Linked DNA regions of Homo sapiens: region 1 is linked to region 2. A link is a loop called in an ENCODE intact Hi-C map of the cell type or tissue named here. Cell type or tissue: K562. All regions are shown on one strand. Each heading gives the region's core, and the rest is flanking DNA. Links, peaks and the distances in the headings are about the cores only. Region 1 has its middle 62 kb from the start of LINC03007. Region 2 overlaps SNX10 (sorting nexin 10).

Region 1 (2,911 bases), core at 164-2,663, 510 kb after region 2:
AGTGACCAACTTCGCAGGCTGTAGGAAAACTCATCCTACCCAGGCACATATAAGCAAAAAAAGTAGTAACACTTTTTAGTTTAGAATCAACACTTCTGATTCGTTAGTTCAAGTTGAAACCATACGTTTCTTATTTTATTTCACTATCTGGCTTTTTTTTCCTCTTGAAAAAGATCGGAGGGTATCAATAGTAAAACTGAAGTAAGAATTGCTAAAAGTAAAGCAAGAATTTTAGGGGGTACTTTTTTCCCTTAGGTGGTAAGAAGGAAGACCTGAAGGAACGAGTCTTTTAAAAGAGAACCTTAAGTTTCTAAGCACAATCTTGCTCTCTTAATATTTGTCTTCTGCCCTGCAGAAAACGGGGCAAAAAGTGTTTAAACAAATGGAGATGGGACCTGTGGGCTGTCCAGGCGTGGCTTAGGACTCGGGAGCTATCAGCTCCCCTCCCGAATCTCTGCTTCTAAGTCTCTTTTGCAGCCCCCCAGTAAAGGCGGGCCCCAGGTGGGAATTTGGCGATCCCGGCGCGTGGGGACGACTGCGCTGGGGCGCGGGGCGCTCCGGGTGCAAAGGCCCAGGCACAGGGCGGCGGGCGCAGGGGCAACGGTCCCAGGGCGAGGGATGCCGCTGTCCCCAGCTCTCCTGAAACCCACTCCCGGGCGAAAACGTGGGCAGAAGGCGGGAAAACGCCGCAGCCGGCGCTCAGAGCAAGCTTCCAGCAGACGCGGGAAGTTGAGGCTCGGCGCCCCCGCCCCCACCCCAGCGCCCAGTCTCCGCTCCCCTTCAGGGCCTCTTCCGGGCTGAGTCCTGGGAGTGGGTTTCCCCGGCCGCAGTGATTTTGCAAGAGTGCGGCCGGCCGGCTGTAAATCAGCCTTTCTCCACTCCCGGGGGGCAGCCCTCCCGAGCCGGGGCGGGGGCGCGGAGGACGCGGGGGCCGGGCCCATGGCCACCCTAGGCCCTCGGCCGCAGCTGGATCGGCCGCCTCCGGCGAGGCGGCGGGGGTTAAACGCCGTGAATCCATCAATCAAGCGCACCGCCGCCCTCGCGAAACCCGGAGCACCGCCCGCGGGGCCTGCTTTGTGTCTCGCCCGCCCGCCTGCCCGGGGCCTGGGAAGCAGGGTCGGGCCGCTCCAGAGTCCGGGGGGCGCGGCGCATTCCCACGAGGGGCCGGGGCGGCCTGAAGGCTGCTCCACCCAGTCCCACCCTGTAACGGGTTCACTGGGGCCTGGAACACAAATCTCCCAGGCTGCTGGTTTCCTTATTTGATCACTCCTTTGCGTCTTCAACAGAATAAGGCCAACTCATCACACTTTCCCGGCCGCCTGGAGCCCCGAACCCTGTCATCCCCCAAAAGCAGCATGACCAGGGTTGGTGAGATTAGCCATAAACAACCAGATGATGTGACTGGGCAAATCACATCATCTCTCTGTGCCTCAGTTTCTCGTCTGTAGAAAGAGGGGGCTGTTTTAGGATCTCCGCATTTTTTTGTACAGCTCTAATGTTCTTTTGTTTTAGGTGGAGAAGCCTGAACCCTTTTTGCCGGACAAATGTCCCCAAGTTCCCTTTTCTTCCACGTTTATTTTCGTACTGCCGGTTCCTTCCCTCCCCACCCGCGAGTCAGCCCCACTGCGTCCCAGAGAGCAGCTCCAGCCCGCAGGGCAGGACACCTGAGCCTCGGAGCTGAGCCCTGGCCGCGTTTGTCTCGGAGAAACCACCAGGGGGCAATAGAGCCCAAGGATAGAGGAGCAAGGCTCCACAAGGCCTTTCCAAAAGTTTGTCCAATTTGGCGTGAATTCCTTTTTCCAGTTTGTGTGATTTGTAAATTGCGCAGAGTGATTTCAAGATCCCCCGTTTGATCATTAGCGCTAAGGTAGATGGATGCAGCCCGGGGTTCATAAAGAATGAGGCACAAAAGCACTAATGAAGAGCAGGCTAGCGCACCCGCAAGACCTAATGGCAGAACAAAATGGGGCGAACGTGAACAAAGCTCACTTGAAGTGCAAAACTTTGGTTCTAAGGCCATGCATACAGTGGGTTCTCAGGCCATGGGGCAAAAGGCATGGAAACAGTGGGCCGCACGCCGGTGTGTCTTTTCCTAAGTTTTGCAAATATCGGGTTCGTTTTGCGATGGTGAAGTGGGAGGTAGCCCGGGAGGTGAGAGAATGCAGAGGAAATCAGTTAAGAGAGATTCTCCTGATAGGAAGAGGAGGTGGCGAAGGTTTAGGTTAGAGAACCCCAGTTCTTCATGCAGCAGCCACCTTCGCCCATCCTGGGAAGTTTCTGTCTGCCTGTAGAGCAGAGCCGCATCCCTGCCGCTGTCTCCGAGGGCAGTGTCGGATGGTTCTTTCATTTGTTTCCTGAGAATGGTTTACAATATAGATTAGCGGGGCCCCAGAGGAAACTGGGGTTTGCTCACTGCAAACAGCCAAAAGATCTTCAAGAGAGAACGTGTTAGGCTGGAATATCATCTTTTCCCACATGTGCAAGACTCTTGGATTGTGTTTGCTTTCAAAATCCATAAATGTTTTTATTAAACTATATCTTTCTTGTGGCCCCTGCGCACACAAAGTACTTGCAGCATATGTAAACGCTTCCATTTTGGTTCTCCTTCAGGAAAATTTTGTAACTCCGCAGTAAATATTTGCTCTGGGGTGAACCTTGGCAAGCGATAAACTCCAAAATCTGGTTTCACTGTACGTGTTTGTGTGCACATGTGTATGTTTTAACAGTATGTATATATTGGAAAATTTGCGGGAGAGCTTGATATTTTTACTTCTTTGCTGCGCCGCAGGAAAGTATAATGACTGTAATTACTTGGATAACATTTTAAAATTAACCAAATTCTCTTTCACATTCGATTCTTCCTTGTGTGCTGCCAGCCCTTCCTCCCAAATCATGTCAATTAAATATTCTT
Region 2 (2,911 bases), core at 132-2,631:
AGGGTCATTCATTTGGGTAGATCAACTGTGGATAGAAAGGTTGTGTTCAAAACAACGAAGTAATTCCTGGTCAAAAACACATACCCTGCACTTAACCAGCAATATAATTCAGAGGTACGTGCTGCCTTCTGACCTGAAATAAGACTTCCCTACAGAAGACAAGATGCCACAGCTCCCCGAGGACAACATGTCCTACACTAGAGTGACAGGCAATTCTGTAGAATTGTGTGGCAGGGACCACATCTCAAGGGAGAGGCCATCAGCCACCTGGGCCTCATAGAGACAACAATTAAAATCAGAGGCCTCCTCTAGGGGAAAGGGCAGGAAAAACTTGGCCAGGTCTCTGTCCTGCCATGCCTGTGATACCCCCCAAAAATACAATGAAATGTTTTCGGAGGACTTGGCTCTGCTAATCAGTTCTTCTGGTCTCTTGCCATGTTTATTCCTCTGGCTTCTCTTCATTGGCCCACTCTCCCTCAATTTATAATCTTGGATCTTTCTGTATGCCTCTAGGACACCTTCAAAGAAAAGGCACTAAGTCAATCTAATAGAAATAAATATTAATATTAATGTGCATACTTAATATCCAAACCCTTTATGAGAGAGCCAAATGGGGAGGAGGCAGTATATTTATTTCAGGCTAGCTCTAAGGTCCTATTTAGTGAACCCCAAAGGAGATGACTTCAGATCCTGAAACTACTAGAAAAAGAAACAGTTCAGGAGACTGGGTCCTGTCAGTAACTAGTAGTCATATGACTCAGCCTATTTCCTTATCTACAAAATTGGAAATTAGGAAAGCAAAAGCTGTCTCATGTCTAAGTGCATTAAGATAATAACAGCCAACATGAAGATAGCACACACTGCATGCCAGACACTGTCATGAGTGCTTTACAGTCACTAACTTGTCTAATCTTCTCAACAACCCTATGAGGTAGGTACTATGATTACCCCATTTTATAGATGGGAAGACACAGGCAGAGGAGGTAAATGATCTGCCCAAGCCCCCAGCTAGTAAGTGGCAGAGCGAGGATCTGAACTCAGGTAGCCTGGCCTCGGAGTCTAGGTGTAAATCAGCGTGCTATATGGCCTCTAGCATTCTGGGTATTCCAGCATTCCAGAGAGTGGATTGGGGGAGGGAAATCACTGGTAGTGTGAACTCAGGCAGCTTTAACGGCAATACCCACCATCACAGAGTAATCCAGAGTTAATAACTCACTGAGACTGTTCACACGCCACCAAATACTCCTTTATAAACATTCCCTTCAAAGATCAGCGTTAAACTATTAGAGGAACCCAGAAGGATATTAGCAGCCCGTTACTGAGCTGATTTTGGTCTGTAAATTCTAAGCATTGTAAAGAAAGACAGTTTTTAAGAAGTGCCTTTTGATGATTAGGCATATTTGTTTCCTGGCAAATTTTTACTTTTGTCAGCTAAACGCCCAGGTAATTTAGATCTGCTTGACAGCTTAAAGGACCAGATATTTAATTCAATTTGTTCATTGTTTTCTTTCTAGAAGACTTGGTCCCAAATATGTACGAGATGATGTGAGCCACAAGATGGTGCTCTAATATAGGAAATGGGCCACTGGGTTTTGCTCTAGTGCAGATTATTTGCATTTCAGAAACAGGAACACTCTTCCCCACACCACCATGCAGCTCTTGTAAAGCACTTGCTCACACCCCTTGTCTGGCCACAAAAGTTTCTGGACACTCACTTTCTGAGGAAATCTTCCAGACCCTGGCGACGCTGATCCACGTGCTGGCGATTGTTCATGTTGAAAAACAGGTTTTTAGATGGAAGTTCTGGCAGTTGTCTTAGGAGAAAGAAAAAACAATGTTTTTAAATGATTAACTCAAGGTGCTTCTGTTACAGAAATCCCTCAAAGTGAAGGCAAATTATGTATGATGATTATTATCACACAGTTATTCTATAATTATGATTATACATTATATAGTTATATAATAAGGGTATCAGGAAGTCAGCTTAAAGAAAAACCCATCTTTAAACATTTCTGAGGCCTTTCATGGCCTATACCCATCAAAGTTGGTGAAATTTAAGTGATAAATTTTAAATTCAGATGCAGTAGCTAAGAAACTAAAGCTACATATTGTAATCAAGGCAAAAGCCTATAAAAATCCTTCATATCTTATATATCTTAATGAACGTCAATTTTAAATACTGAATATAATGACAAAGTCTCCACAGTATACTCTAAATCACTTACACCAGCAACGCATTACTTTGGAGTCTCTGCCTCAGCCACACGAATTCTCTATATCTTCTTCGTACACAGGATGTTTTCATTGTAAAACACATGCTATTAGTCTGTACAGAGAAAGTAGAAAAATGAGTCTTACCTGAGGAAAAAAATGCATTTCTTGTATCTATAATTCACAATATGATCTCAACATTCACTCTAAATAGGATTTAAACCACCAAACATATATTTATATTTATGCCAGTACTCTGAAATCTTGCACATAACCCAGGAACATAACAGCCCTGAAGACAGCCAGGATGATGGAAATAAGCAGTGTTGCCCCAGGGTGAGGTATGACCTGGCCACTCCCTGCATCCTGAAGGAGCCTCCTACTCACCTATGAGCACTGCTTTCAAGAATAAATCATAAAAAATAAATCCTAACATATAAATGACAGGTAGGAGCTCAGGTTCATCCGTTGCATTTTACCACCATCCACGTAAGCTGGAGGAAACTTTGGGGCTTAGAGACACCTCCTCATGACCCTTTATGAGACATTGCAGAAATCTTCATCTCCTTGACATGGCCACCCTGCAGATCATACAAATCACCAGAAATCCTAGAGAACAGCATTCCCTTCTCTACTGTATGTGAGAGGGAGCGTGTCCGTCCGAGCCAGAGAATGACCGTGGTACGTGGGGATAAACATC

What was found. A loop is a pair of places that touch in the nucleus more often than their neighbours do. Peaks named below come from ENCODE experiments on the same cell type or tissue, not always from the same donor. Only the 100,000 strongest peaks of a DNase experiment are listed, where the experiment ranks them.
Region 1: a loop joins it to region 2, with 3 times the contacts of the local background. A loop is called at or near these places in 8 of 110 quality-filtered maps.

The regions. Positions count from the first base shown.
Region 1 is chr7:25,850,598-25,853,508 of GRCh38, reverse strand. No RefSeq gene overlaps it. Among named protein-coding and RNA genes, the nearest start is that of LINC03007, 62 kb to the right of the region's middle. RefSeq lists a silencer at 1,661-1,710. In K562, for the core only: a CTCF peak has its summit at 1,718 (motif pointing right); a DNase peak (open chromatin) is centred at 1,698; H3K4me3 peaks cover 673 bases.
Region 2 is chr7:26,363,950-26,366,860 of GRCh38, reverse strand. SNX10 (sorting nexin 10) reads right to left here. Exons shown (of 7, transcript NM_013322.3): 4 at 2,226-2,326; 5 at 1,716-1,814. Among named protein-coding and RNA genes, the nearest start is that of LINC02981, 33 kb to the left of the region's middle. In K562, for the core only: a CTCF peak has its summit at 1,560 (motif pointing right); a DNase peak (open chromatin) is centred at 1,580.